2 separate regions of the Mus musculus genome follow, and region 1 is linked to region 2. A link is a contact called in ENCODE Hi-C or POLR2A ChIA-PET data. All regions are on one chromosome and are shown on one strand. The core of a region is the stretch at or near the end of the contact, and the rest is flanking DNA. Distances in the headings are between cores, read along the strand shown. Region 1 holds the start of Dtd1 (D-tyrosyl-tRNA deacylase 1). Region 2 holds the start of Sec23b (SEC23 homolog B, COPII coat complex component).

Region 1 (3,853 bases), core at 1,017-3,516, 44 kb after region 2:
CTACTAATAACTTTCTCCCTTTTCTTTTTTTCCTGGCCAGGATGTACCAAAGTTCATGCATAATACAGTCTTCTCCCATTTTATTTATTTTGTGTGCACGTCTGTGAACATGCATTTGCATGTGATATAGGGTGCATGTGGAGCTCAGAGGACATTTAGTGATGTCAGGGAGAGGTCTGGGGATCAAACTCAGGTCATTAAAGGCAGCAAGTGCCTTTTCTTTTTCTTTTTTAAAAAAAGATTTATTTATTTATTATATGTGAGCACACTTCAGCAGTCTTCAGACACACCAGAAGAGGGCGTTGGATCCCATTACAAATGGTTGTGAGCTACCATGTGGTTGCTGGGAATTGAACTCAGGACCTCTGGAAGAGCAGCCAGTGCTCTTAACTACTGAGCCATCACTCCAGCCCCCAGGGAGTGCCTTTACCCATTGAGCCAGACTTTTTTCCCTGGATGTGAAAAACTGACTACTTGATAGAATGTTCCTGATTTAGGTTTTTTAAACAATTAGATGCAGAGTCTCCTGCAGTGCAGTTTGCATTTCGATTGTACAGTTCCACCCTTGAACTGATGCTCCTGCCTCTCTACCTCCTGAGCGCTGGGATTCCAGGTAAGTGTTGCCATCCCTGGCTTATATGATGCTAAGGGCTGAACCTAGGGCTTCCTACATGGTAGCTAAGTACTATGTTCCACTGAGCTACACTTCTAGCCCCAGGTTAAGTTTTGTTGTTGCAGAATTACCACTGTATCCTTCAATATCAGGAAGCATGTGACTGACACCCATTGATCTTGCTGCTGCTGCTGCTGGTGGTATCCTTGACAATTTAACTCATGCAATTTTGCATTCACTATTTAATATTTAAGCATAATATAAAAGGCTCCCAGTCCTTAGCACAACTGACTCCATAAAACTCAGTATGTAGATAGTACCACTTGCCAGAGTGAAAAGGAAGACCGAATCTATCAAATGCACTAAGCTTGCCTTTTGACTTCTGTAATTGCTTTAGCCTAACTGTGCTTATTAACTGAAGTATGTCAACCGAGGAATTTTTTTTTTTTTTTTGCTTAAATGCTCACTCTAAAAGAATCTGAGCTTTAATGAGATCCTGAACACCCAGTGTAGTTGCCAGTTGGCTAATAAAGACTTTCTACTGGCTTAACCCCGGTCTGAGTAGTCTTATCTGATGGATACCCCACAATAATACACATTTCTAGGCCTTTTTTGTTTTTGTTTTTGTTTTTTTGGGGGGGTGAGGGGGAAAGCAACATCTCACTCTGTATTTCATGCTGGCCTTGAACTTCAGCGTGATCCTCATACTGCAGCCTCCAGAATGCTTGGATCACAGATGTTCAACCACCATTCCTTAGAGTATTTCGGGCCAAATAACAGTTCTATCAAATTGCTTTCTAACAAATGCTTTTCTGAATCTGCTAATCCTGGAAGAGGCGTTCAAAGCAAAGACACTCTGAAATGGGTGAACTTTTTCTGATACTCCTATTTCGTTTTTAAGGGAAAGTCTCATTACATTGCCCACATTGGTGGTCTTGAACTCATGGACTTAAAACACTTTCCCGCTTCATCTCAAGTAGCTGGGACTATCTCCCCCCCCCCCCATTCTTCTTTTTCTTTGTTTAATTATAAACACATGGACTACCACTGGACTATGAAGATGTTATTTTTTAGTGATGAAAACTTAGTACAGTAATAGCTATACAGTTCTTTGCAGCCATCTAAGCATCTTTACAGCCCATCCAAATTTCCTAACAACCCTATGATAGGGCTAAGTATTAGATTTGTATTAGGAAGGAATTAGAATTCTAGACTGATAGACCTATTAACTATTGTGTCTAAGGTAAATCAATAGTTATGTAGTTAAATGGCTATGTTAGCAGCAGGTCCTTTTGTTTTTAGCAACAGGATTGCTGCTGAGGCTACAGAACAAGTGAAGATTTTGGAAAATCTGTGACCGGAGGATTGGAAAAGAGGGAGAAAAGCAGGAAAAAAACTTAAGGGTAAAACTGAAAGAGAAAGAAACTGGAGCAGAAATTAATGAGTGTCTGGACATAGTGGAGACTAGGCTGGCAGTTTGGGACTATAGTGCTTAAGAAGGAGTTCAGGGGTGGATAGGGCGGCGCCTACCACAAATGGACTAGGTTATGCATAGGTGACAGGTGAGGGTGATTGACATGGGCGGGGCCAATTGGATAGGTGTGGCCGACGTGGGCGGGACGCAGCTCTGTGGAATGGGTCCTCACGGAGCTCTTCCGGTGTTGCCGGTAGAGGGCGCCGGTCGAGGAGCCACCGGCGGAGTCGCAAGGTCTGACCACACAGCAAATTCCAGTCGCTACAGCCGCCGCCATGAAGGCCGTGGTGCAGCGCGTCACTCGGGCTAGCGTCACAGGTCAGTCGGGCGGGCCGGGGAGAGAGCAGCCTCTGACCCCCGCGACCCGCTGTTCCGTGTGAGGGTTCCCCGCAGCCCCGAGTTACCGGGCAGCCTCTGGGCAGCGCCGTGGCCGAGAAGATCCGGCACGTGCCTGGCCGCTCATGGGTTCAGGCTCCGTGCTTTCGTTGCTACATAAACCCTCATCTCCGTCGTCATCACCATTATAATCATCATCATTATCTTTGTGAGTGTGTGTGTGTGTTCCTCACAGACAAGGTGCCAGAACCTGTGAGCATCCCCAGGGCCCGTTGTTGAATGCACTGTTGCACAAACAACACATAGGGGAGATTTCCGGAGCGGAATCGCTCGTTTATCCACCGCTCTGTCTGAGATGTAGCATTTTAACAACCCCCTTTTGCATATCTTTTCTTTTTAAAATAGAACTTGGCTCATGATAAAATGGACAGACGGAGGAATTGCTAATTGTTTGAGCTCTGGCAGCTTTGAGCAAATATCTGCTGGCATCCTCACTGGGTGCAGAACATCCCTTGCTTGCACCTGGATGTCGGTCTCTGAACCTTCAGCCATGGGTCAGAACCACAGAATTCAAGATGACGTGCTTCTCTTTCCCATTAATTAATATAGACCCAGATGCTCAGCCATTAGCCATCAGTTGAATGTGGGAGGCTAGTTGAAATATTCAGGATCCAGCTACTGTAGTTATTTGAAAAGTGTTAAAAAAATAGAAACGACTGGTGCCATTCTTTTAGTCTTTTAAGTTAAAGAAATAAATACATTTATTTATTTGGTGTGTGTGTTTCTGTGTGTAACAGGCCAGAGAACAATTTAGATGTGCCACCACCATGTGGGTCCTTGGGATTCAACTCATGGAATTAGGCTTGGCAGCAAGTCTACCCATCACTCATTTAGCTAGCTTGCTTTCTCTCTTTCTTTCTTTCTTTCTTTCTTTCTTTCTTTCCTTTTCGAGACAGGGTTTCTCTGTTTAGCCTTGTCTGGCCAGGAACTCACTCCGTAGACTAGGCTGGCCTTGAACTCACAGATCCACCTGCCTCTGCCTCCCAAGTGCTGGGATTAAAGGTGTCTACCACCATTGCCCAGCTGTGTTTATAGAGGCAGAAGTACATTTTCAGGTCAGATGCCAAGGCCTGTAGTCACAGCCACTTTGGAGGCTGGGGAAGGAGCTGTGTTGAGCCCAGGAATTGGACAACAGAAAGCAGATTGGACAACAAAAGAGTCTCTAAGATTCCCCCTCCTCACCAAAGCTTCAGATCAAGCAATACAGATATCTTTTTCTTTAAACCATTTTATACTAAATACATGGTTTTGAGTTTAAAGCTAGACCCAAGACTCCTCCCCAACCAAGTAGCCAAACCACATATTTAGACTCGAGAGTCCACCTTCTAATCCTGCTTAATGAGTTGCAAGCTGTTCTGTTAACTTTGGTT
Region 2 (3,916 bases), core at 1,225-3,724:
TTCTTTTAAAAACTTTATTGTATCTATTATTATTTTTATTTGTGTGGAAGGTGCATGTGCTATGGCATGGGTGTTAGGATCAAAGGACAACTTTGTGGAAGTGTTTCTCTTCTTTAATAGCCATGTGGGTTCCAGGGATGGTCCTCAGGTCCACAGGCCTAGAGGCAAGCATCTTTATCTGCTGAGCCATCTAGCCATGCTCTACATGTTTTCACTAAGATTCCAGAGAGAACCTGGGTTCACATCACTGAAGAGCATGTTCCAGGCTGTTGAAGCTAAACTGTTTCCTTTCCCTTGGGTCCTAGAAGGTGGACGCTAAGTAGAGGGCACTGCCCCTCTAGCTTTCTTTCTAATGATTTTCAGTTCTTCTTTCTGGTTTACTCATGGCTGGTTAGTTTACTCTCCTCCCACTGATAGTAACAACCACCAGAAATTTTGTTTTACCAGCCATTTGGTAATCTCTTTAAGGGAACTAAAATTTACAGAGATAACCTCCTAAGTAAGAAATGGCAGCAAATCTAGTTTATAGTGCTCTCCGTCTCGGTCATTTATAAGACTGCCACACCAAAGGGGAAGAACAGTGCCTTCTTTTATAGTGCACCAAACTTTAATCTTTCTGATTTTTTTTTTTTTTTTTTTTTTGGACCTGGGGCTGAGACTGTAGAACTAAAGCTGTATGTTCTTTATATGTCAGTGTGTCTGCCTGGCTAGAATGAAAACGAAAAGACTTACATCTGTTTCTGTGAGAGAACAGGATATCTTGCTACCCGCGTTGAGTCACAATAAGTTAAATTATTATATTTCTCCAATTAAAAGATCTGTGTTACAGAAACAAGTACTTTGTTTGTTTTGTTTTTCGTGACAAGGTTTCTCTGTGTAGCCCTGGCTGTCCTGGAATTAACTCTGTAGACTAGGCTGGCCTGGAACTCACAGACATCTCCTTGACTCTGCCTCCTGAGTGCTTCGATTAAAGGCATGCACCACTATTGCCCTGCAAGTATTCTCTTATATAAATAAAATACTTCTAAATTCCCCCAAGTAAGGACATTCAATCTTGTATATTTTGAACATGCAATTAAAAAAAAATCCTCTCTACAGAAATTACTAGTGTAGAAATAATCCAGGTCCAAAAATTGAAAGGGAAATATTTGACAAATAAAATCATATTAGTGTTTGTTATTTAAAAAGCGACTTCTTTTTTTCAGCGTTAGATATAACGAACATGTATATTTTATTTTACATTTTACCTTAGGAAGAGATAACTGCATTTCCCAAACATAATTTAAGGTTTTAAACATGCCATCATTAACATTGTTATGTTTATGATGATGAGAAAATGTAAATTTATTTTAAAGATTGTAATGCAAACAGTAATATTTTATAGTACCACCTATTTAAACTTAAGTCCCTATGATTTATAGACGTCAAAAAGTTTGATTTAGCCGGGTGTGATGGCGTGTGCTTTTAAATTGAGGAGGCATAGGAAGATAGAAGAAAGCAGGGCTTCCTGAGTTCCAGGCCAGCCAAACCTACAGCTAGGCTCTGTCTTAAAGAAAAGTTTGCATTAGTAGGAAACTGGGTTATTTAATGGGTACTCTTTGAATAACATGTCTTAGCATAACTGTAAGATTTTAGTTGGCGGGATGAAGGGTTGGTTGAGTGGCTATGTGTATACTGCTGGAGTTCAGTTCCTAGCACCCGTGTTAGAGGATACACAATAGATTCTTCTGGCCGCTGCAGGCACTACACACTCGCTGAATTTGCTGCTATTTATTTATTTATTTATTTTTGCCACTTGTAAGAAAGTGTAAAAATGACTGCGGCGGTCACAGAAAAAGCTGTGTTACCCATCAAAACGGACTCTGATAGTTTCCTTAAGTGTCTGAATAAGACCATCCCCAATTACTCACTTCCTTGCTGGGGAATGGCAGGAGGATGTTCACCAGAAACAGTTTTTATTGAGCACAGAAACCACAGCAGCAACGAGAAGGGAAAGTTTTGTACCGCGAAGAGAGGACCCGCACCCGCACTTGCTGAGCTCAAAAAGATCACCAACTAGCGGCCGAGACTCTCTGTCCCCTCCTAGCCCCTTCCCGCAGGCTGAGGGCCTCTCCGGACAACTCCGGGCTACGCGTCCCTCTTCTCGCTTCCCGGTAGCTAGGCGATGAGAGGGACTTCCCCCTGAGGCAAACAGACGTCATGTTGTGTCAGGGCGGTCCCCTGAGGAGTGCTGGATGCATTTGGATGACGGTTCCGCAGGCGCCGAGGTTCTGTGAAGGAGAAAAATTTCAGGATATATTCAAGAAAGTATGTATCCTGAGGAATTCTACATTCTAAAGTTTGTTGGGTGAGAAACCACAGCCTTGCCCTATTCAAAGATGGAGGCGCAGCTTTTCTGACTGTTTCACTTTCTCGGGTCAGCCAGAGAAGCGCTCTCTGATTGGCTAGAGCATGGCGCCGCGAAATGACGTTTCGGAGCGGTGACCAATCGACTGTGAGCTGAGGTGGACTTGGCGGTGGAAGCCGGAGTTGAGCTCTGGTGTCCGTGGGGCGCGGAAGGTTCAGTCCCGGTGAGTGGCTCCGGACAGGTGAGCGGCTGGCTCTGCAATGGTGAAGGGGCGCATAGGAGGAGGGCCGAAGCCAGACAGGCCGAGGCAAGGTGGGCTTGCTTATGGGAAGAATCAGAGAGAGTTGATGACCCAGAAGCCGGCTCAGAGTGACTCGTCCGCGCCGTGCCTGAGAGCCGACGGCCGGTTTCTGACTCCTTAGCCCTCGGAATTGGGGTGTTGGTGGTGGTGACTCGAACATCCGGAAGGACCGAATCCCCATGAAAACCTTGAGTTTTGCTTTGTGATAAGTGAAACCAGAAACCAGATCTTCAGTACAGGATTAGGTATTTAACTGTGTCTACAGATGGTTACTAAGTCCTGGAAAGTTATGTCCTGGAGAGCTTAGAGGGGCTAAGATATTTTATTGGATGCCTTTCTTTTATCCACTCACTCATTCATTCATTCTCTCTTCATTCACTCAGTCATTCATCCATTCGGCTATTTACCTCTTCAGATACCCTTACTCGTTGAGAGTTTGATAGGAGCATTTTTCTCAGCACATAGAATTTAATAAAAATACATAGAACGTCAGAGGATTCATGAATTCACTGAAAGCCTCTGTGGATTACGTGTTTAGGATTAAGAAGCTGGTTTAGAATAAATCGAGGAAAGGAGGCAGTGGGAAATAGGAGCAGGTGTTAATATGTTGATACTCGGGGACTTATACATTTACGTAAAGAACTTTATAGAGGGGTTACCATTATTTAATGGGGTTTGCTGAAGTAACTGCTGGAAATGGCGATGTTAGAATGTGCTGTGACTTATTTACTACCCCCCACCCCCACCCCCGCTCCCAGGCGCCTAAGTGCTTTCTGTGTAGTTAGGGTTTTATCTTCTTGTATTTGCCAGAACTAACAAGTAGATGTGTTAAGAGTTTCAGTTGGAACAGACATTTGGGACTTTGTTGTATAGAGTCTGTATGGTAGAATAATTAATTTGCTTTTCTGGGTATGTAAAATTGTCCTCACCCAAATTATTTGCAGGATATATCTATATATCTATATCTATCCCTATGTAACCCAGGAGGCTTTGTACTCTCTTGATTCTGCCTCAGCCTCCCAAATATGGAAATTACAAGAATATGCTTCCATTCTCATTTCACAGGTTTAGTCGTCGTCTTCTTCTTCTTCTTCTTCTTCTTCTTCTTCTTCTTCTTCTTCTTCTTCTTCTTCAGTTCAGTTTTCTGGCTTTCCTTTTTTTAACAGTCTACTTGCTTAAACATGTCATTTGCATGTGTGTGCACCTGTCAAGCCACTCATAGGCAACTTTTGTGATCTTAGGTCTTTCCTTCCATCTTTTTGTGGGAT

The links. Hi-C counts contacts between places; a loop is a spot of excess contacts on that map. ChIA-PET counts read pairs that join two places held with the same protein, here RNA polymerase II (POLR2A).
Region 1: a map of adrenal gland shows a loop between it and region 2 (5-fold over the local background). The contact joins the promoter of Dtd1 here to the promoter of Sec23b in region 2. A Hi-C loop is called at or near these places in 6 of 37 maps with a recorded cell type or tissue (T-helper 2 cell, adrenal gland, gastrocnemius and 2 more). POLR2A ChIA-PET finds 5 or more read pairs at or near these places in 4 of 5 experiments (Patski and embryonic stem cell).

The regions. Positions count from the first base shown.
Region 1 is chr2:144,597,687-144,601,539 of GRCm38, forward strand. It overlaps Dtd1 (D-tyrosyl-tRNA deacylase 1), which reads left to right and starts at 2,267. Exons shown (of 6, transcript NM_025314.3): 1 at 2,267-2,405. The coding sequence starts at 2,363.
Region 2 is chr2:144,553,755-144,557,670 of GRCm38, forward strand. Sec23b (SEC23 homolog B, COPII coat complex component) reads left to right here and starts at 2,475. Exons shown (of 20, transcript NM_001252544.1): 1 at 2,475-2,570. Gm34292 (a long non-coding RNA gene) reads right to left here and starts at 2,881. Exons shown (of 1, transcript XR_003953925.1): 1 at 621-2,881.